Linked DNA regions of Mus musculus: regions 2 and 3 are each linked to region 1. A link is a loop called in an ENCODE intact Hi-C map of the cell type or tissue named here. Cell type or tissue: heart. All regions are shown on one strand.

Region 1 (8,000 bases):
CCTAGGTCTGATCTGTGACCTGAAGTATTGAGCCTCTGACTCTCAACCTTTGGATGGGTTTAATTCCAGCACCATATTCTTAAGAAGTAAACTAGTAGTATGTGAAACACCCGCAGCCTGCTCAAGTGTGCCCACTTCTAACCATGTAAAGTTGTTTCCTTCTGGTTCATCTCCTTCCCATTCGAGGCGATAGGCTGCCCCGCCTGTTGCCTGGTCTGCCTCTGCGTGTCTTTGTGCTTACTCTCCAAGTATTTTTCCCTTCTGCACACCCTGGAGCTCTAAGCTTTCTCTATAGCTCAGCTTAAATGTCACCTCCTGTGACTCTTGAGTGATTGCTCCAGTGCTGTACCCTTCTACTCGTTTGCAGTATGTACTGTGTTGTTTGTTTGCAATAATGTCCACACTCTAGAAGATAAGTTCCTTGAGAGGAAGTAACTGTGTCTTTGGATCCCCTGGTCACTGGCTGGCTAACCGCTAATTCATTCCTATCCAAAGGAGGCTAGGTAAAGATTTACAGGCAAAATGGTAAGAAACAGGGATGCAGGACAGCTAATTTTCATGGCACAAACTCCCAGTTTTAAAAGGAGAACGTAGTAAAATATTAATTCATATGGATTTAAGGTTTCTTATATTTTTAATCTTGTTATTAAGACTAACTTTTTTCAGGCAAATTGCTGTAGTATATCATTGATATTCAAACATTATTGAAATTTATAATTTAAATTACACACACACACACTATATATATATATATATATATATATATATATATATATATATATATATAGAGAGAGAGAGAGAGAGAGAGAGAGAGAGAGAGAGAGAGAGCTGTTATCCCTGAGGAAGGTCAACTAGCCTCTTAGTTATAAACTGCCTGTAGCTCTTCATATAGACACAGGATTTCTCCCTTCTACCTTGGGATGGCAACTGGTGTTTTCATTGTTCAGATCTTGTTTGAGCAGCCATACTATTGAGAGTTTATGATATCAACTTTCCTATCGTATATAGACAACATAATCTCACAGCAGACATCCCCGTCCTCTGGATCGTATCTTCCCCTCCCTAAGCTTTGGGATCTGGTGAAGGAATTGTGATGTCAGCTAGGGCTGGGCAGCCCATTAGCGGTTCTCTGCATTTGACATTGTGTCTTTCTGTAGTAGAAATTCCTGCAATGTGCAGCTAGTTTAATGGGTGGTGAGGTCTACACTTACCTGTGGATTTAAGAATGAATATGTAGGGTGCAGTTAGAAATTATACTGGGTTAGGAAAGTGGCATGAGTAGGTTGTCTAGGTTCTATGGCCTCAGCAGCCATGGGTCCCTTTGCACTGCGTCCACCTCCCCACTCCATACCAACATCCCACACTCACTGAGACATTGGTACTAACATGAGATCTCGGGGGTAAACACAAAAGGCTGTAGCTAAATAGTGATACGTTTGTGTGTTAGTTGAATTGTTCTGGCTAGTTGTTATGTCAAATTGACCTAAGCTAGTCATTTGGGAAGAGAGAACCTCAACTAAGAAAATGCCATCACAAAGTTGGCCTGCAGGACATTTTCCTGATTAATGATTGATGTGGGTGGGACCACACCCCTGGGCAGGTGAGTTGTATGAGAAAAAAGGCTGAGCAAGCCATGGAGAAGAAGCTGATAATCAGTGCTCCTCCATGACCATAGAATTCTGGATCCTTCCCTGATTCCCTAAGTGACGGGAGTTGTAAACTGCCATGCACACACACACACAGTCTACGTGCCACTGTTGTACCTTTGGCAATACCTTGCAGATCTGGTCCTCTCTGTGGCTCGTAGGTATCACATCTGGATAGGATTCTTGATTACTCTTCTTCCTTCTCAGCTTTCAATGGCTCCTTCTGGTACCATGCCACTCCAGAGAGAAGCTTGGACCCAGCTCGATTCCTCCAAGTCCTGTATCTATTGTGTGTGGTGTCATCAACAATAGGGACTTACATTCAAGTTCTAGGAGGAAATCAAGAGCAAGGGCAATGACAATAGCCTATGTTGTTTGGTGATCTCATAAATTGTCCCTGACCAACTTTGTATTTCTCATGTCTGGTAATTAGCATTAATACCCTTATGATGTTATTTAAAATTAGGTGTATATATGTAATATATACTATAATATTAATGTGTATATTTTATATAAACAAAAATTTAAATTATATTACATACAATATATACAATTTGAGTGATGCATAGATAGATATTTCTAAGATTTACCAAAATTCTTTTTACATTTTTTAACTCTACATGAAAAATACTGTAAATGTAGTGGTTTGAATGAGAATGTGAATGGCCCCTAGAGGCTTATGTTGACTACTTGGTCCCCAGTTCACGGAACTTTTTAGGAAGGATTGAGAGGTGTGGCCTTATTGGAGATGCTGTTTTGCAGAGGCGGGGAGGAGTCTGTTGAGCTTGAGGTTTCAAAAGGCTCAGTGTCATTCGCACTCGTACATCAAGAGCTCTCAGCTATTCTTGCCATCCTGCCTTTCCTCTGCCATCATCAACTCTTTTTGTTACTTTTCTGTCACTATGATAAAATACTGTGAGTAAGGCAACTGTTTGTGAAGGATGAGGAGGTGTGGCCTTGCTGGAGGAGGCGTCTCACTGGGGACAGGCTTTTCGAGGTTAGCTCCCCCTGCCTCCTACGTGTGGAGCAAGATGTGAGCTTTCAGCTACTGCTGCAGCACCACCTGCCTGCTGCTGCTGCGTTCCCTGCATGGCAGTCATGAACTCTAACCTCCTGAAACTCTAAGCCCAGTGAAATGCTTTCCTTAAAAGCTGCCTTAGTCGTGGTGTGTTGTTATGGTAACAGAAAAGTAACTAATGCAGTAAAAAGATCAGTCACTCGATGTCCATCACTTCCACGTGATCTGATACCTTTTCATAGCACTAATATGTGTACCTTACTAAAAAGTGAAAATTTAAAATTCAAGTGCATGCTCAAGTGGGTATTATTCATATCTCACAACTAAAATAATGTACAGTTTAAAAACCAAGGGTAGTAAAATAGCTTAGTAGGTAAAGGTCCAGAAATAAAACTGGTCCTGCTTCAATAAGGAATACACACGCAGGGGCACGCGGGCACACACACAAACACACACGTTTATGCACGCATTCTTGATATATTATTATCCACAGCTTAATCGTCAATATATTGAAAACTGTTCATGAACTTCAAATTATTCAAGGTGCTTTAATTTTGTGAGCACACATCACCAATCTTAATGGTTTAAAACCTGATTCCTATACACATGCGATGATCTAAAGACAGCCTCCAGGTGGCGCTGTTGCACTTGGCAGTGCCCCTCTGCTGGCTCTATAAACTTCCCATCTCAATCCAGCTACCAGTCCAGGAAGAGGGTGGTAGATAAGCATGCTGGGAAATGTAGAGTGCTTTGCTAACTCACCCTTTCACCTCGCCTCACAGCCACATTCTCAGGCAGTATTCACGCTTGCTTCGTCTCTAAGCCCCACATCTGGCACCTTACCACCCATGCACCATTCAGGTTCCTGCAGAAAATGCTGAGATAACCACTTCTGTGAATTTTCCTATGAACCTCGGACTGATCTGGCCTGACCTGTGAGTCTCAGTCCTCGTTGCCTGGCAGAGCAGAGAGTTTATTCTCCTGTCTCACCACCAGGGTGCAGCAGTAAGCAGCCGCTCGCTCTATGATCTCAGAGGACACAACAGAGATTTGGTGGTTACAATTCCTACCTTTCACCTCCCCTCTCTGCTGGCCTCACACTCCCCACCTACCCCTTCACCATGGCTTTGGGGGACAAACCAAAGGAATTAACACAATGACTTACTGCATGGTGTGCAGAAGTAAATGTGACTGTGTGGTTTACATGCAATGAGCCTTTAGAATGTTTGAGATTTGACAGAAATCCCCAGGTGATGCCACTAATGCAACCAAAGAATCCATCAAATGTTCTCTGCAATCTCTATCCAACCCAGGCTTGCAGAGTGGCCTTTACCCTCCCCTTTCCTGGACATAATCTCACTTACTACGACTAGAGCAGAGATATAGAAAGTTCTCTCGGCTGTCACTCCAAAAAGACCCACCTGGGGTTTAGTTTTTAAAAATGAATTTCAAATAAAAGATCACTTTATCTTGTCTCATGTGCTCTCTTCTTACTAAATTTATACCCAGGAGTCTCCTTTAAAGGCATAATTTAAATCGGGCATGGTGGTGGAAGCCTTACTTATAACCCCAGCACTCAGAAGGCAGAGGCAGGCAGGTCTCAAGGAATTCAAGCCCAGCCTGGTCTACAGAGTACGCTCCAGTCCATCACAGACTACACTGTCTTAACATTTTATATGTGTGTGTGTGTGCGTGTACACATATATGTATATTATATATTATGTATAAACATTATTTAAATAATATATAAATGATATATTTACAAAACATATAATTAAGAAATATTTATAAGAGTGTATGAATATATAACATAGTATATATTATATAAGTATTGTATATAATATATATTACATATATAAGATATACTTTATATAATTTATATATTATATACATATATAATACATATATTAAACAACTTCTATCTCTACACTGCAAGCAAAAGGGAAGAGTCTCTGCCTCTGTGAAATGAATCAGCCACGCCATGATGTGAACACAGTGCTATATCAACACCCTTGCCCTCCCCTCTGTGTTCCTAGGTAGGCATCTCTCTTTCTGGAAGTTTCTAAGGGAGCACATCTGTCTTGCCAAAAAGTTTTAAATACTGAAGTCTATGGCTTTCTAAGCGCTTCGCAGTAGGAGCTCCTGAGGAAAACGATGACCGGTTACAGTTCTAGTCCATGCTCTAAAATCAAGGTGCTTGGCCTCAAAACTACAGCAATGCCAGTAAAAGCCCCCAGTAATCAGGAACACCGAGGCCAGAAATACCAAAGTTAACTAGTACAAACATTGGTTTACAACCTATTTTTGTGGAAATGTACATCTTGATAACTTTGGTTTGACATCAATACTATCAAGGAACTAAAATCCTTAGTGAGCCATGAAGCACTGCATACATTTGGCAACATGTGTGCCAGTAACGTTCTCAACTCAGGCACAGTAAACCTTTAAACCCTAATTTTGATTTGGCCCTTGAAAACTATATTGTTCCTAAATACAATAACGTAGAGTTATTTTCACTCAGAAATTCTCATTTGCTAGCTGTAATTAAGTTCAAAATTAATGTTCCGAAGAAGTGATGTCAAGGATGTGACATTTGAAGGGTGACAGATTGAAACGGTATAATGCTGCCCCGTAGGAATTTACTTATCAAAGTATTGCAACAGGAACACGAACATGCCATATATTACTCTTTAATTAAAGTTTTGTTTTACAATGTTCTTGTCAGTGGGAAATTTCCAAATGCTCAGGTGACAGGAAAGCCTCTTCAAACAGCGTACCATTGGGGCAAACTTGACAAAAGTCCTGTCCGTCACAGGCTTGAGATGGAAACTAGAGCACACAACCCCACCCTGGGGTGCTGTCCACTGGAGTCCACTGTGCTTAGCTGGGCTAGCACAGTTGTCATGGAGGGCGATGCTCACCACAAACAGTCAAATCAGAATGATGGCAGGACAGTATCATTTGGGAGCTAGTCCTAGATCGGACATTCTAGAAGGTCTACACTGTGAAGCGGCAGCCTAGGATTCGGGGGCACGGACACACATGAACATGACACACCTCAGTTAAGCCTGCCAGCTTGTCCTCCACATCTCCCAAAGGAGACTGAGCCTGGGCCAAGAACACTTTCTGCTTCAAACCTGACACACTTCTGACCAATAGAGAATGTGCCCAACCAAATAGGATGGAAGAGGGAGGCCGAGTACCTAGAACTGTTCCGGGGGGGGGGGGGGGGGAGGACAGGATTACGGTGCTAAATTCAAGTACCGCCTGAACACCACAGCAGTTTCTGGTGGCCCCATCAGTTTGGGCTGTGGTTTAGGAAAAGAAACCTCACGTTAACCGTTTTCTTCTTTCAACCTAAAGGAAACAAAGCCTCTTCGGGGTTCTCTGATGGCAATGTAAACGTGAGCTTGCTTGTGGGGAAAAGACAGGAAGAACCCCAATAAACAATCAGTCACGGAAGGTGGCAGGCCTTGAGTTCCCTGTGCGGAGCAGCCCTTAACTTCCACTCCGTCTCAGCTCCCGGTGTGGGCGTAACACTGCATTTGCGTAGCGGCCACGCCTTTTGTGTGAGCACTGCATGCACTTACACTTCCCCCGGTCAGCTTACGTACTCAGAGCCCTTCTCCTGGAAAATGTCCACTGGTGTTTAAAATATAAAGCCACATATATCGAACTCGTTTTTAACAAACAAACAAAAAAAAGTGCTTAAACCCATCCTATGCATTTGCTTTCTTCATTTTCAGTCAATAAAAATCAAACTCAATTTATGCTTATTAATACTGAAAAAATAGTGAATCTGATTCTTAGAGTTTTAAATAACGTGCCTTTATCCCCAACTTTACATTAACTCAGTATCATAACAAATTGAGCTCTTATTTGGAAAATATAGAAGGTACAAATATATAACTTTTAAAAAATATTCTGAATATAAAAATGCTTTCTATGTTTCAAAATAACACTTTTAGATTTCTTTAGTTTTGGACTTCATGAATAAAACACTTAGTTCCCCCATGTTTTTTGTACTTAAACAAAAGCTTATAATGGTTTTAAATAGTCACTCGAGAACCACACAATCTGTGGATGTCCCACCATAAAAGCTCAGCTTCTAGCTAAAAAAGAAAAAGCCCTATTTAGTCATAAAATTACATTATCAAAAAATAGTTTAAGATAGAAGTCTGTGCCTAAATGATTGCCAGAACTGCCCAGTGCAGCTTCAGTAAGACAGAGAACTGTCTAGAAAATACAATCTCCAGACCTTGTGCAAGTGCAGCAAACTGGGCAGCTGTGGCCGGGGCAGCAGTGCCTCGTCAGCCTGGGCCAGGTCCCACAGACCTCCTGGCCTCTTGCTTAGCACACTGCCGGGTCAGGATCCCTACGCGGGACTACTGGGAACAAAGTAGGAGCTGCGCTTTCTTCTTTCCTTTTTTTAAAGCTGTAAACACTTTGCATGATTGGGTCCCCATAAAAACAGTGTTGGAGCTTAAATGAGCCTGGAGCTTTTCAGGAACTGAATGAGCACTCTGTACACAAAGGTGTACTGGCCAAGTGTCTGCACCAGCATCATCCTCTGCTGCCTCAGCATGTCCAGCACTCTGGGGATGTCCAGCACCTGGCGGAGAGACACAGCGATGAAGACAGCACTCCTGAGGGAAACCAACACCATGAAGGCTGCCGCCCCGCCTCACGGAAATCTGCTGAGGAGACAGACTGTCTACCCGAGAGTCCTCCGTGATGGGCTAAGATCTGATTTGTTTTAGCTACAAATAAAGTGTGCGTGTGGGTTATTTCTCCAGCAGCTCCTAGCTGCAGCACAGTGACTTGCAGATCAGTTACATATAAATCTTATCTCACAAGATTCTAAGATTCAACAAAAACAGTGTGCTAAGTGCTACTAGGATCCATCCCACATTCCCCACACCCACTGCTAGCTGGCCCGAATGCTGGGTGTTACAGGAAAAACAAAGCCCTCATCTCGCAGTGGAAAACACTAGAAAAGACAACTGAACGGTCTTCTATGTCATAGGCCATCTCAGTCTGTTCTGACAGTTGGAGCTGAGAACCTCTAAGACGAAGCCTTTAACAGCACTTAGCATTGATCATGTGCTCACCACAGTCCTAGAATGTGTTCAGAAGCTATGGGCCACCATGCCCTTCTCCTTCCCAGCGCTCACTGCCCCACCAGGAACATGAGCTGAACATAACTCACCTCATTGTGTTCCAGACAGGCAACCATGATCTCTGACAGAATGACGACCCCAGTTCTTCCCACGCCAGCACTGCAGTGCACCAGCAGCGGGGGATTGTGGCTTTTGGGTTCACTGGTACTGTTTGTA
Region 2 (8,000 bases), 100 kb after region 1:
GGTGCATTCTTTCTTGGTTTGTTTTTTACCTTCATTCCCAGCTCATTTGAAGCATTAAGTAGTTCTTTTGAGGCTTATGCGTGAGTGAGCACAGTCTTTATTCTGTCAGATTGTTTTATTTCTGAGAACAATCTTTACGTTCCTTTGATTTTTTTTTTTTTTAACATACTGATTTTGTCTCATGTATGTAATAATTTTTTATTTTGAGGATGTCAAAAAATGATTTTAACATTTCCCTTTTCCCTCCTTGGTCTTGTTTTCTCTGAGTTGTTGGTTCTGACTTTTATGATAGAGGTTCTCCATTCCTTGATTATCTGTTTTAAAGGAGGATCAGTAAAATGCTGACTGACATTCTAGACTCGAGTTGGGGCGTGAGTGTTTGGACTTGGCTTTTATTGTGGGTCCTGTGTGGAGGATGATCTGTTAGTCTAGTTTGGGGGCAGCCTGAGTATTAATACCAGTTAGGTGTTCTTAGTCTGGTCAGTGTGCCAATAAAGGTCTTCTAAAATAGTCTTGATTGTCAGAGTTCAGATAGCTCAGTAGAGCAGAACTATGAAGGAATTAATTACCATTAATTACTATGCAATGTTTCACTGTAGAGTTATTTGAGCATTGCTGGCATTTCTTGGACTTATTGAGAGTCTAAAGTCTCACTTTCCAAGGGAGAGGATCTATAAAATGGTAAAGGTTTTCAGAGCACTGCCTTTTAAACAGTTTTCTCACCGTTGATGTTATTTTGTTGTGGTACCTTTCTGTTTAGAACTGGCTGGCTTATCTCTGAGTCTCCAGTAGTGATGGACAAGAGGGTACATACCTGGTCATTCGCAAGTCTTCACTGTAGTGAGGGGGTGGGTGTGCTGAGGCTCCAAACAGAGAAACTGGGTGCAGGGACTTAGGCTGTAGGAAAGGCTCATTACTTCCGAAGTCAGCCCTCTAGCATGGCTTGTTCTTTATACTCTTCCCTCAGTCCCCTCTGCTGCTTGTTTTCAATCTTGGAGAATCTTGTAGTCTAAATTAGGTTGCTTTATTATTGTCTTAGAATCAGTTTCTGTATCTGTTTTTTCTTTGAAAACATGGTTGTTCCTTTGCAGTTGTTTTCCTTATGGGCATACAGCTTTTTCTCTAAAAAACAAAACTCTTTATTGCTTTTTTTTTTTTTTTTAACTGCTTTCAGAAAGGTTCAGAAGTAAATGTTTGAGCTGAGCCCAGGTCTCTACCCAGACAAACTATTCCCCCCTATCCGGGACTGCCTGTGACCCAGCACCTTTACTAAGCTGAGGCAGGCCGTGCTGGGTATATAGAGTACAGATATCTATTTTCTTTTTGTCATCTGTGTATATGTAGCATGTATATGTTACCTGTGAGTGTGTACACACACGTGTGAAGGCTTAAAGTTGATGTTAGGAATCCTCTTCCCTTGCTCTTCCACTTTCCTCATTGAGGCAGGGTTTCAGTCAGACCCAGGACTTGCCGGTCTGACTAGTTTTCCTCTGGGACTCCCACCTTTGCATTCTGAAGCTGAAGTTCCTGTGGCTCACCACTCCCACCTGATGATTACTAGGGTTCTGGATAGCCAAGCTGGCAAGCACTTCAGCACTGATCAGTCTCCCTGGCCTGAGACCTGGACTCAGGCTGCACCTTTCCCTACGAGCTTGTGACGCTTGCATCCCGTGATTTTCTCAGCTTTTTATCCTTTTGTTCTCACTGCCTTTCATTCTCCTTTTCCAGCCCTTCTCTCTGGCTGCTCCCTAAATGGCTAACTTTACCTGCGTTTTCCTGTCAGCATTATTTTTGTCTGTTCTGCTGAGGTATGAACTAGGGAGAACAGCTATACAACAGAAAGTTTAGAGTGCCAGGAAGGGAGTGCAGCATTCCTTAGACCAGCTTCTGGGCTCTGCTCTAGTTAGCTAGGTACTCATTGAAGGGCTTGTGGGACGTGGGAAGAAAACTAATGAGTCAGCTTTTTCTCTAGGGTGGGGTTTGGGGGTGGGGGCCATGGCCGTCCAGCAGCAGTAGATCACAGTTAAAGTGCGTATGTGTGAGTTCCAGTGCAAAGTGTAAATTAGATTCGATGACTTCAAACTAAACAGGAAGGGAGGTGAGCTCCTGAGCGTTCCTAATACTTGTGCTCTTAGCTCTCTTCTCACCAGCTGTCAGACTGCACATTTTTACCTTCCTTCTAAAGTATTTCAAACTAAAGAAATCTAAAACTGAAAATTTCCTACTGTTCCTCCTCCCTGGACTTTCTACTTTCGCCTCATCTCTTTCTTCCCCATTTTGCCTTCCCTGCCTGTGGTTGTAGCCTCCTTGCCCACCCCCACCCCCTGTAGAGCCCTGGTGGTTGATGGGAGTGTAGGGCATGTTGTTCTTCCTCGTGTGTTGAAGGGATGAAGGACAGAAATTTTATTTTTATTAACCCATTTGAGGCTAGGTCTTACTTTGTGGCCTGGCTGACCTTGGACTCACTCTGTAGATCAGGATACCCTTGGAGTCAAGCATTCCCTGCCTCTGCCTCCTGAGTGCTGGGACTGAAGGTGTGTATAACCATACCCACCATGAGAAGAAGATATGTTAACTTTGTTTCCTAGAAACCTGTTGATTGTGTTTCTTCCCTACTTAGGAATCTCTTAATATTTCTAGACCAGAATTCAAAATACTTAGGCACATGATCCATCATTGCATTTCTTCAGTCTTTCTTACCCCGTCACACCATCACATGCATCTTTTTAGCCATTTCACATTTCTCACCTTTTCTTAATGTTCTGTGAAGTCCCCTTCCTTGCTCCATGTGTTTCCTCTGCCTGCATTGGCTCTCTCACTCTCTGCTCTCCTCTTACACATTCCTTTAATACTCATTTTACATATTCGACTTCAGCCAACACTTCTTTGACCTATCAGCTGGAGGAAGTACCTTGTGTTCTACCAACACCTCTTCATTCCCTTTCTGGGCTTTGTTGTTTTAGAATTGTATGTTTCTGATTTTCTTTTCCTTTATCTGCGTTCCTAGCACAGTATTTAGTTGTACAGTAAATAAATATTCAGTGAATTAATAGCCTGAATTTGGTCTTGATTGTATACTGATAGGTTATCATACCCACTCTGAACTCAGTTCTTGCTACATTTTGTGAAGTAGACAGCCAGTAGATGATTTGAGCTTGTGGTGACTTGCATTGAAGATTAGTGTGATACATTCATCTTAAAGTTTCCTTTCAAAATAGTTTTCTATGTTTACCTGGTTAGAAATTATTCCAAGTGAATTCTTAATAGGCAGTATTTCCTTTAAATATTACTGTGAAAAATGAATAGAACTCGTTTGGGGAAAGTAGTTGAACAGTTTTGAAACATAATTTTAGGAAACATTAAGATTTCTTAAATTCTTTCTGATTTTGGAATAAAAAGTAACTGTTGTCCTTTTACTGTGCTTTTAATATCCCAACAGATGTGATATAGGAAAACCCTTCTCTGCCTTAGGCAAAGAAAGGCATTTGTAATGTATCATGTGAGGAAAGGACTATTTGAATTCTCTGAAGAGATGTTTGGAATAGAATTACAATCCTATCCCTTAGTAGAATTAGTTATGATTTTCCTTAAAAGTAATTATAATTATATAAAAGATTTGACATTCTTCTCACTTGTATGATTTTGAGAATAAAAGGTATATTCAGAAGTAAACATTTATGGCCAATTTTTTTGGCTCAGATTACTATGACATGGAATCCATGGTCCATGCAGACACAAGATCATTTATTCTGAAGAAGCCAAAGCTGTCTGAGGAAATAGTAGTGACACCCAACCAGGATTCGGGGATGAAGACTGCAGATGCCCTTCGGGTCCTTTCAGGACACCTTATGCAGACACGGTAGATGGTTTCTTTTTCTTGTGTAGCTACTGTGTGTGACTGTAGTGCAGGTCAGCTGTTAGTTCCCAGCTTCCCTGTTCCTGTAGCTCCCACTAGATGGTGCTCTCAGTGACTCACTGGCTAGGCCAACAGTAGCCAAATTCAGCTCTCAAAAATTCGAGTTCATCTTTCTTGTTCAGAAATCCATTAAATAGAAATAAAAGCTGAGTATAATTGAACTCTGTTGATAAGGGGTGTAGTATTTTGTTTTAAATGTATACCCAAGGAATTGGACTTTAAAAGCTGGGTAACCCAAATCAGGAAATCCTTCTGCAAGGTGTTAAGGACTAAGGCTTGCGTGGTTCCTTCCTAAGAAAGCAGACAGAGTGTTCAGCAAAGAAATGTACAGATGATAAAAATCACATAAAAATAAAGCCGCTGCCAGATGCTCTGAGCATCCATTCTAAGGTGTTTGGTTTGGTTTGGTTTTGGTTTATTTCCATGTTGATCCTATAAGGATCCCATGGACAATGGAGAGTCACAGTTGAGAGGATATTGTCACTATTAGTAAGTCCAGGCTAGAAGGTCACTGTGATGCTGCTGCAAGTGCTGTCCATGGCCGTTGTGTATTAGGATTCCACTTAGGCTGTATCAGGAAGTCATTCTAAGCCTATCGTAGTGAAGCAAGCGCAAAGCAAAGGTACTCCTTTGTTACTACAGTTCTGCGGAAGAGGACTTTAGGAGGCTCAGCATTTTGTGTTCGTTTCCCTAATTCTATGGTATTTTTTATCTGTCTGGCAGAGATCTTGTACAACCAGATAAACCTGCAAGTCCCAAGTTTATAGTGACGCTGGATGGTGTCCCCAGCCCCCCAGGATACATGTCAGATCAAGAGGAGGAGATGTGCTTTGAAGGAATGAAACCCGTAAACCAAACTTCAGCCTCAAACAAGGGACTCAGAGGTCTCCTCCACCCACAGCAGTTGCATTTGCTGAGCAGGCAGCTTGAGGACCCAGATGGTAGCTTTTCCAACGGTGTGTTGAGAGCTCAGACTTTGCCTTCTCAGCCCACTGTCATTGAGAACGGAGTCTTGGCCTGTGATATCTTGAGTGAATATTGGTTTGAGGCCTCGCTTATATTTCTGTTCAGTAGCCTGTTTTCTTCTGTCATACAAAGCCACCAGTTGAATTTCATACTCCCTCTGTGCTTGTTTCACGGGGTTCTGTGATGCTGGTGATACGATGAAGCTCAGTCAGTGTCATCTAAAACACCTTTTATTATGATTGCTGAAGGATGAACTATCATTCTTGATGCATTGACCAGCAACAATCTCTCATAGTTAACTTGAGAGAAAGATGGATTTTGATTTTGGTGTTTCCTTGGAAGGGATTTCTTACCTAATTTGGCAGGACACTTTTGAAGTATTGAAAGACCTCATGTGGCAATTGATCCTGGATAGTACTCAGAGGAACTCAGTTCAGACAGTGCCTACCTTAGGAGCCTATTGTGTTTCCACCGCTCCTCACCTCGCACACACCAGTCCTTTACCTTCATTTTGTCATTTTTCGTTTGGATTTATATTTATGTGAGCATTTTGCCTGCATGTATGAATGTGTAGCAGTACATGCATGCCTGCTGCTGTGTCAGATCCCCTGGAAATAGTTACATGCAGCTGTGAGCTTCCACAGGGGTGCTGGGAACTGAACCTGGGTCCTCTGCAAGAGTAGCCAGTGCTCTTAGCCACTGAGCGATCTCCAGCCCCCACCCATACTTTTCACTCCTGATTTAGATACACCACATCTTAAGCAGGAGAGTTAATTACTAACTCCTAAAAACGAACAAATTCAAGGAAAAACCAGTAAATTTACAAGTGTTTCCTAAGTAATCCTTTTCTTTGCAGAGACATAAAAGATACATTGATAACGTTTCTTCATCCACCAAAAAATATGGTAAACTAGAACAGATGAGTCTGTGAGCAAGAAACACTTGTAAGAGGCTATTCCTGCTTTAAGTCTATCATGGGGGTATAGTCTTGGTTGTGGAGTGAGCTGTAGTTGTGACCTCAGGCAAAACAAAATTTGAAAGGTAAAAACTGCAATAGGCAGTACACATTTCTTGACTCTGCATGCTTTGTCTAACATTAGGAAGGCTTGGTGTCACTGCTCTCAGTTGTCGATTTGATAGCTTAACACTTAGCTCTATTAAGACCCATTTCCATTTAAAGGTGAGTTTCCATGCTTGGGCTTGTTGGTATATGGGAAGAAGCAGTGACTGGGTACCATGCCAGTCATGGGTCTGCCTATTTTGTGTGAGGGATGTGGCCACTGTGGATGAGTAGAGTGCTTCCTTTGCCACTGTGAACTCTTCAGTTAAGTGTGGGGATGAAGCTCTACACCCTGGAAGGTGTGTCTTCACCTAGCGCAAGCGGGGAGTTGAAGCCTCTCTTCGGGTTGCTTATTTTGGTGGAGGTGTTTGAGAGTGCTAACCAACCGCACCATCTATGTTAATACACCCCCACTGAACATCATATGGCATCACATTACAGCTTTCAATACACAGTGAATTTGCCTCTGGAAATTTAAATTTGAAGTTTTATCATATATAAAGTAAAATATCAGCATAGGAAAATAAGAGCCATGACTTATATATATTGTTCCTTTTTTTTTTTTACTAAGAGAAAATCGCCTTGTAACATACTTTACTACTACTACTACTACTAGTACTATTATAATCATTATTATTATTATTATCATTATTATTATTTTGAGTAGCTACTTCATTTTTCTGGCTGCATTGCTCTTTGGATCTAGTCTTCCTTTGTTCTAGGTCATCATGTCTTGTATATGTAGCAGTGTGGGGCAGTTTTCTTTGTAGTGGTGGGACAAAGATCATCTACAAGTGAGTGAGGTTCCCTTCCCAATGCTGTTGGGGTTTCTTTAGAAATTCTTTTATATCCTATGTTGAAAATAAGTTACTTTCTGTTTTTCTTATTTTGTTGCCTAGGAGAAGAAGCCCAGGGCCTTATGGGTGCCCAGGGCCTTAAGCATTCACTGCTGGACTGACTCCCAGTCCTGCTCTTTTTAAAGTAGTATAGAAATTTGTATCAGGCGTATTGTGGTCATTACTGAAGCTCCTGTCTCAGTAACGTGGTCACCACATGATGCTTTTTGTGCCAAGTTCTTCTGTCGGGAGGGCAGACATTGGGTCACTAGAGCAGAAATATCGCCTTTTCACATAATCTGATTCTGAATAAGGTGAGTTTCACAGATAGAAGATTTTTGCCCAAGCTGTCTAGATGAACTACTAATATGCAAAGCCAATCTGACCTACTAGAGCTTGGACACCCTGCTGCTGTCTAGCCAAGTGAGAGTTGGCTTCATAAACAGTAAAACCTAACAATGATATCTCAGATCAGAAGGTAGTGGATTATGGTCTTCATGTATAAAGTTATCTGCATCCTAAATTAGTTTCGTATACACGTCATAGGAAAAGTCCCATTCTCCTGCCACAGTATTTGGGCATGACTTAATGCAGACAGTGAACTCCATGGGTAAGGCTTATTTCCAGGCCATAGTCCTAGTCTGTCTACTTCTGCCACATAGCATCTTTCACTCAGCCAGACTTCAGACTAGCTGTTAGAAGACCTTCTCTAGGGCTGGAGAGATGGCTCAACGGTTAAGAGTACTGACTGCTCTTCCGAAGGTCCTGAGTTCAAATCCCTGCAACCACATGGTGGCTTAGAACCATCCGTAATGAGATCTGGCACCCTCTTCTGGAGTGTCTGAAGACAGCTACAGTGTACTTACAATAAATCAATAAATCTTAAAAGAAAAAAAAAAGAAGACCTTCTCTATTCTACCCCCATCCCCAAGCCCATAGGCAGTGTCATTTGTTGGCTCATCTTCTGTAAAGCTGTTTTCCCCTTCGATATCAGGGTGATTTTAGTGCCCAGACCTTTACTGACTATATATACTTCAGTGATTTGGAATAATTTCTTATTTGGACACTTGTCATTTGCTAGAATATGAAAATTATTCTCATTCCTTATCAGCTTGTTTTTAGCTTCATTTTTAACTTTGGTATCTTTTACTTCTGTATTTCAGTTCTGAAGTGAGACTGAAACTTACTTAGGACTTTATGACAACTCTGGTCTTCTTTCTGC
Region 3 (8,000 bases), 210 kb after region 1:
GTTTATAATCAGGATATACTACAAGAGGAAAGAATTTATTTTCAATAAAAGAAAAAAATGTAAAAAGAATGAATATCACCAGTGACTTCAAGACCTGACTATATAGTGAAAAACCCTATAGCTTGCATAAGCAAATACACAGTAATTATCAAGGTAAAAGTTCCTTGTGCATGAAAAGCATTTGGTTTTTTTGGTTTGGTTTGGTTTGGTTTTGGTTTTTCGAGGCAGGGTTTCTCTGTGTAGCCCTGACTGTCCTGGAATTTACTTTGTAGACCAGGCTGGCCTCGAACTCAGAAATCTGCCTGCCTCTGCCTCCTGAGTGCTGGGATTAAAGGCATGCACCTCCACACCCAGCATGAAAAGCATTTGAACAAATGCTGCTAGGAGGATGGTAAGCACTGTCATAGCTTCAAAATGTGAAAAAGACAAAACAAACCTCAAAGGGGTGAAATGACTCCCACAGGTTAAGTGTCCAGTAAGTAGTGGTAATAACTAACTATCTATGTTACTTCTATGAAACGATACTATCTCTGCAGATGAAAAACTCTTAGATGTTTGGTTCCTATTCACAATAGATTTTTCCTCATTAGACTATTTCCTTATGGACATTATTCATAACTTCCCTTAAAAAACTTATATCCTTATAATGTCTCAAATACAACAAGCCCTTACTAGACAAGACATGAGTAATAAAAAGTTGACATATTAAAACAAGTCCTGTTCGAATTCCGTAACTATCTTAAGTGGCTAATGGGATAGTGAATATACATATTCACCAGGCAACCAAAAATGACTGCTATAAAAGAGGAACCTTCATGTACCTTGATGTGTTTTACACCACAGCTGACGAGTTTATTTGGCTGGTACAAATCCCAAGAAATATCAAATATCTGAAAACAAATCAGATCAATGGTTAAAATACTTTCAGTATCACTTAAGAACTTTGCCCAATTAAGTGGGCTAAGCCTTCATCTACCAGAAAGTACATATGAGCTCTCAATAACAATCAAAATCCTACATTTTAAAAATCTTATGAGGAAAAAAAGTAAGAATGGTAATAAGGAATTTATATTTTGGCTAACTTTACAGAGAACTAGTAAAGTAAAATTCAACATGTATTTCTTTTTAATTTTTAAAGAATACTTTGACCTAAGAAAATAACATGAATGGATCAACAGAAATTGAATATAAGGTTGATGCCTGAGAATTTTTACAGAGGCAAAATTCCAAATGGTGCAGCAAAGTATAATTTTAAATGTACATGAACAACATCATTTTTCCCTTAACTATAATATATATGCAACACACTGTTAAATCAAACTAAACAGACTATATAGTTTTAAAGTTGATATCTGAATAATTTATATTTTCATATGTACAATTCTTTAAATAGTACAAATTAAGGATCTGTAGTATTTATATTTTAAAAAATCTGTTCAAAAAAGAAAAAAGTATATTTTTTACTGAAGCAAACAGAGATAAATTCCAAACTAATGCTGTACACAGTGGATCATGGGTCTTAGTCCTATGATAGATACATAATCTCACATTTTTACTTGATTTTTATTTATATGCATGTATATGTAGGCACCTTTACCTGCTGAGCCATCTCACCAGGCCACAATCTAAGATTTTATGGATATTTATAATCATGTAATTTAAACTGTACTTTAAAAGTTTCATTAATATTTCACATTTAAAGTTCTCCCGTCTAAAGTTTACAAACCAATGGTTCTAAGTATGTTCACAGAAATGTTCAACTGTAACTATATTTGGTTTTAGAAAATTGTTATCAGCTAAGAAATTTATTCTACACTTCCCTTCCCTCCCTTCCCTCTCCCCTATAATTATGTGAATTTTTACAAATTGTGTAACTTTTATTACCTGTGGTTACATGACAATGACACGACACAGAAGACCCTGTGAACTCTCAGCCAGTCTTTTCCTGCCAAGTATTCATTAGAAAGCCAAAAGGAGAATACTCACTCTGTCGGTGTGACCTGGAGCCATAGACAGCATTCTCCCCCTTTTCCAGTCCCAAACACAAACTGCATTCTTTGAATCGAGTCCAACTGAAACCAAGCGCTGGATTTTGTCCAAGAAATTTAGGCGGGAATAAAAAGACAACTCAAATAACTACCAAATTATAAATAGCAAATATGTTCTACTTGTAACATCAAAATATATGCATTCATATTTCAGATGGCCTTTAAGGCAGACAGATGTATTCATTGCATTAATATTTGTACATGCATTTAGTTTTTCATGCTAAGTAAAAAGAAAAACTATCAGTTTTATGAATATCCAGAAAGTATCCTAGTCAAACTCCAGCCAGAAGCTAAAGCTTCTAGATACATTATGGTGGTGGGAATGGAAAAAACAATTGAGAACAAAACAAAGGACCCTTGGTGAGAATCCTGGAGGGAGGGAACATTTACTATGAAATAAAGCAGGTAGAGAGAGCTTGGTTACCAGGTTCTTTGGGTTCATTTGTTTGTTGATTTGTTGTTTTATTGAAAGCTGGAGAGGAATATGGGAGAAAGTCCAGGGAATCTGCCCAAGAGAGGGATTGGACTGGAGTCTGACTAAAGGAATAGGCTTCTCAGAAGAGGAACCATGAGAAGTAATTCCTTCTCAAAAAAATGGGTAATTGTGGAAGAAGAAGAAAACTCTTCATGAACATCTAAAAGCTCAAGCAGCCCTCACACTGTAGTGACCTGAGTTTACCCTGGTCATGAACCCTCAAGTGGGGAATCCCTTTTAGAGGGCTTCCAAGGATCTGGCATGTTTTTTGAGAAATTTCAGTAGCACAGTACAGGCAATACAAATCAAATGTGGGGTAACGCGACTTTTACTCCATCCTTTAATGAACTCCTACAGATAGAAATTCAGTAAGAATAAGCTACAGCCTGAAAACAAACCAGACCTTCCAGCACAACCCAGGGAGCTGAGACCAGAAGGAAGATAAGCAGGTCTCGACAATGAACAAAACACACAAGCCTGGAATTAGATAAACAATATAAAACAAGCTTAACATACACAAAAAATATATAACTAAAGTTTCAGAATATCCACAGAAGAACAAAGAGTAGCAAAGTATAAAAAGTACTTAAAGATGCACAGAGAAACACAGGACTTCTTCCAATGAAAAGTAGATGAGATGAAGCTAAAAACTCCATTGAAGAGTTGAATAAATTAGAAAGAGATAAGAAGACGCAGTTGACATGATGAGTTAACATGGAAGATGGAATTCTAGTCAAGAAGAAACATCACAGTCTGAATTTGACCACTGCTGTGACATACAGAAAACTTTACAAAAAGATATGAAGCAAGCATTTTAATGGTAACCAAAGCACTTACCATTTACAAGGATGTGAATTCACATTCACAAGAATATGAATTATGAAAGAGGGGAGAGATGAAATCTACAGCTGACTAAATTTCACTTAGGAGACAATTTCTTCATGGGGGTACATAAAGATTTGTGTTTTTGTTTAACTGGCAAGATCCTGAAGTTTAGAAGCTAGGATGGCTAATATGTAGGACACAGATAAAGCTGAAAAAAAATCTGTCAACAGGTGAGATTTTTGAACGCCATCCTTCCTGTGTATAGGGCAATAAACTTAAGACCATGAAAAGAAGAAATTCCAGAAAAAGAACAAATAATGGGAAAATAAAGGCAAACAAGTGATCAGTATTATCTCAAATTCCCAGTAGCTATACTTTAGGTATGTCTGTGAAGCTCACGGTATTAAAGGCCCCTGGTTGGTAATACCTAAGCAGAGAATTGAAAACAGTTACCCCAGAAGACCTATGTAAGTCTCCACAACTTCCCACTGTAAATGTTTAAACATTAGATTTTCACAAAGACTGAGGAATTCAATGACTCGTGAAAAAAAGTTCAAATGCATTAAAGGGGCTTCTATAATAAATCATTTTAAGTACTGCATAACACATACAATGTCCAGCATCTAATGGAAATTATTAGCAGATGAAGGAACATGAAAATGTGGCCAACCATTTTCATGTGAGAGGGTGTCAGTCAACAGAAATAGATCCAGAAATTATGAAGATGTTAAAATGAGAAGCAATCTGTGGAAATGAAAGTGACGGGCTAGGTCTCAGAAGAGAAAGTGCTAGGCTGTTACAGAAGCATAAAGTTCTGAATTTGGTTCCCCAGCACAGAGAAAACAAACACACAAACAGTATATGGTAGCATACACATGCTACCCCAGTGCCAAGGAGACAGAGACAGGAATCCCTGGCCAACTAGTCTAGCCGCATCAGTGAGCTTCAGGTTCAATGACAGACCTTGTTTCAAAAACTAAGATAATCAGTAGCTACAACAAAAACTACACAGGCATCAAAGCTTACAATATTACCTTCTGAAGTTATACAAATGTCACCAGTGCTTGACTTGGCACATGAATTGACATCAGGTTGAACCGCATGCTTTACTACATAAGAGACTTGGGGCCCTTATGTAAAACCTCTCTTCTTACCATATTTTGCTACCCATTAAAAGGGGATAATTAAAGTACTTCATGAGGATAATATGAACACTAACATATTACATACAAAGGAATCAGAAGAGTATCTGTATATGGTTAATGTTGCACAAATGCTTGATATCTTCATCACATTCTTACTTTACCATAAGCCATAATTAGCTTTACAAATCCATATACTCTGTTCAAATGAAAAACGCCACCTAGTGTCCAGTTAGAAAAGCTTTGACTGGATATAATTAAGATTTAAATCAAATGGGGTTTTTCCTAGCCAGTCAGAATAGTTGAAAATTCAAGTTTATGCCTTCCTCCTTGCATTGCTGTGGAATCTTCAGTTCCTGTTTGCTATGGATTTCTATAAATAGACTTTTCAGGCCTTAATTATCTTCAAGAAGTCAGGCCACTAGTATTAATATGCATATTCATCTCAATTCTGAGAAAGCCTTTAGAAAAAGATCATTTAGCCTTGCTACCTTGAAGGAAGCTCACCAATTGGATAAATCCTAAATGTTTACATATGCTTTCAAATCTGTCTGAAAATGAAAACTTTAAACATTTCCTATTCAATATCTTATAAGGAGTTTACAAACAGGTATGTTAGTTCAAATATATTTTTCAAATTATAACATTAAAATACTTTCCTTATCTTAAATTACCAGGAGTTCTTCACATTAACTGCACTTGTTAAAGGACGAATTTCTTTTGCTAAATAAACAGTTACCTCCTAGATTACATGTTTGGGAGGCAGTAAAGCATCGCTGTTCAAAACACGAGCTTTACAGTATGAGACCTGGTTCCTACTCTGGTTCCCCTCACTAGCTGTTAACCTGAGACAAGTTATTCGACCTTTCTCAGGCTCCGTTTTTCTGCAAAATAGAGATAATAATAGAATCTATTTCACAGGGTTGTCACAAGGATTGAATGAGAAAATGCAGACTTAGGGAAATGCATACCTAGTACATAGTGTGAGCCCTGTATCTCTATGGATTTCTAAGTTTAACTGTTTAATAATATGTCCTCATGAAGCCATGATGACAAAATAATGATTTCTCATGGAAATTGCTCAAAGTAAGCAAGACTGAGTGCTTTCAAACAGTAAAAGCTATGGAAGTGGTTTCTCCTCAGAAGAGACATCTCAGCAATCCAATACATTATATGTAAAGGGGGAAACTAAAAATTAAGAAGAAATTATCTATATCTAAAGGATACTTATTATTATAGTATAAAAATCTTAAATTTCACAAAACCTTATGTGTAAAGAAATCTTAAGCTAATTGTGTAGATTTACTTCATCATGTTTTATGTTCTCCTGATGTTGAAAAGATTATTCTTTCTTTTAAGAAAGTAAATGAAATTCTAATAGGACATAAAGCACTTGAAAGATAATAGCAAACATGGGATATAAGTTCAGTTTTCACACTTGCTAATCGCCATTCAATCTAAAAGCACAATTTTTAGAGAGGCCCCAGTGAAGTCTCCATAGATCCCTTACCAAAGAGTCACAGGAATCTCTGCTACCCAAACCTCTGAATAATGTAAGGCACCTACTGAGTACCATTTTCTTTATGATACAACCCAGGCTACAGTCTATTTTGATAGAATCTACATTTACAATTATAAAAAGCAGGTAAATAAATTCTTCTGAAAGTTAAAATGATTTTAAAATCTAACGTAAACACAAAATATTTAACAATTACAAATTAACCACACCACTTTTAAAATATGTTTAAAATATATAGAACTATAAAAAAAAGTCTTGTCTTGTTAGAGAATAATGTGGAAAGTGATTAGCCAGTAGTATAACAAAGATCACTGTTTTGATCTTCGATTTTGAATTGATTTGTCTCATTTTCAATAAAAATATAATTATAAAAGAAAAACTTTAAAGTAACTGAAAGTTAAAATATATACAGTTCTCCTTAGAGAAACTCAATTTTTCAAGGTGAAAACTCAATTTTTCCCTACCTAAATAACTTACCTGGAAAAGTAGTTACAGACAAAACTTTCTGTAACAATCAGGTAATAGTCAGTGAATGAGAATTTCTTTGGCTTTTGGAATAATTTGACTGAGAAAGTTCTGGGTAACAATGAAATCAACAACTTTTTTGTAGTTTTATTTTTGTTAGCTATGTTATCCTCCCATCTCACTTATACTTCAACATATCTGAATAAACAAGTACTTTTTATCAGTTGTTTTTCAATTTTATATTATAAATTTATAATGATTTCATTTTAAATTATTTTTTAAATTTTTTATTACATGTGAATTGACATGTATATTTGTGTGAGGGTGTCAGATCCCCTGGAACTGGAGTTAAAGAAAGTAGTGAGCTGCAATCTGGGTACTGGGAATTGAACCCAGGTCCTCTAGAAGAGATCCAGTGCTCTCAACTTTAGAGTCATCTCTCCAGACTCTTATAATGATTTCTTATAGCAAGCATTTTAAAATCAAAATTGATACAAAGGAGGAAAGTTATCAAATACCTGTCCATCCAAGTCAAATGCCAAACAAGCTATACCATGTGTATGAACATCCTTCAGAACCGACACGGTCTGGACAGTGTAAGAATCCCAAACACAGATGTAAGGCTCTTTCCCAACTTGTCCTGTTGCTACCAACACTCGCTCAGGATGCAGTGCAAGACTAAAAAATAAAGAATAAGTAAGTAGTAAGACTTGAAAAATGATTATAAACTTTTATAGCATTTGCTATAGATATTTGTACTTACAAATATCAACATTAGACTTATCTTAAATAATTTGTATTTAGAAGGAATTTCTATAAAATTATTGCTAAGAATTAATAATAATATACTAAAAGGTTAATGACAAATTAATTATAGACTTCATAAACTCCATGTGATATAGTGTGCATAAACTTCTCAAGAAAAAGAGATCTCACAAAAGATCAACAGAACTACAGCAACAAATTTTTAGCAACTTATCACATGCTATTTTTCCACTTGTTTTTTACGTTGCAAGCCTTCTTTTCTATCATTCCATTCCTCTTATTAACTAATACTGAACTAAATCTAAAGGCTAGCAAGATGGCTCTATGGTTAAGCACGTTCCATTAGAACACGAAGACTGGAGATCATACTCCTGGAACCCACTATACACCATGTGGGCATGGCAGACCACCTGTAATTCAAACCTTGGAGGGCAGAGGATTCCCAAAGCAAGCTGGTTAACAAGAATAGGCATATCAAAGAGTTCTGCATGTGACCAAGAGACCTTGCTTCACTGAATAAGGCACTAGGGTGGTCAAGGATAATTCCCAATATCAGTCTTGGGCTTCCATGTGCATTCATACCCACAGACACATACCTCACACAAGTACCCACAAACATGCATACACAAACACACATATACAATAGATGCACATGGATGAAAATGAAAAAATTAACTGAATCTTAATGTCTAAGGTAGTATTTGGTAGCACTTATACTGTAACAGTAATTAATTACAAAACTCACTAAAATACAGCAATGT

The links. Peaks named below come from ENCODE experiments on the same cell type or tissue, not always from the same donor. Only the 100,000 strongest peaks of a DNase experiment are listed, where the experiment ranks them.
Region 2: a loop joins it to region 1, with 3 times the contacts of the local background. A loop is called at or near these places in 3 of 42 quality-filtered maps.
Region 3: it touches region 1 in a loop (17-fold over the local background); 11 of 42 quality-filtered maps call a loop at or near these places.

Annotation. Positions count from the first base shown.
Region 1 is chr12:98,671,403-98,679,402 of GRCm38, forward strand. It overlaps Ptpn21 (protein tyrosine phosphatase, non-receptor type 21), which reads right to left. Exons shown (of 19, transcript NM_001146199.1): 18 at 7,874-8,000; 19 at 5,339-7,276. The coding sequence ends at 7,148. Among named protein-coding and RNA genes, the nearest start is that of Spata7, 47 kb to the left of the region's middle. In heart, CTCF peaks have their summits at 3,312 (motif pointing right) and 3,634 (motif pointing right); DNase peaks (open chromatin) are centred at 3,369 and 3,539; H3K4me3 peaks cover 447 bases; H3K27ac peaks cover 406 bases.
Region 2 is chr12:98,775,409-98,783,408 of GRCm38, forward strand. Zc3h14 (zinc finger CCCH type containing 14) reads left to right here. Exons shown (of 17, transcript NM_029334.2): 11 at 3,700-3,859; 12 at 4,640-4,872. Among named protein-coding and RNA genes, the nearest start is that of Gm35463, 23 kb to the right of the region's middle. In heart, a CTCF peak has its summit at 3,953 (motif pointing right); no DNase peak of the experiment used is centred here.
Region 3 is chr12:98,879,990-98,887,989 of GRCm38, forward strand. It overlaps Eml5 (echinoderm microtubule associated protein like 5), which reads right to left. Exons shown (of 44, transcript NM_001081191.1): 2 at 6,993-7,152; 3 at 1,987-2,085; 4 at 822-890. Among named protein-coding and RNA genes, the nearest start is that of Eml5, 17 kb to the right of the region's middle. In heart, a CTCF peak has its summit at 4,720 (motif pointing left); no DNase peak of the experiment used is centred here.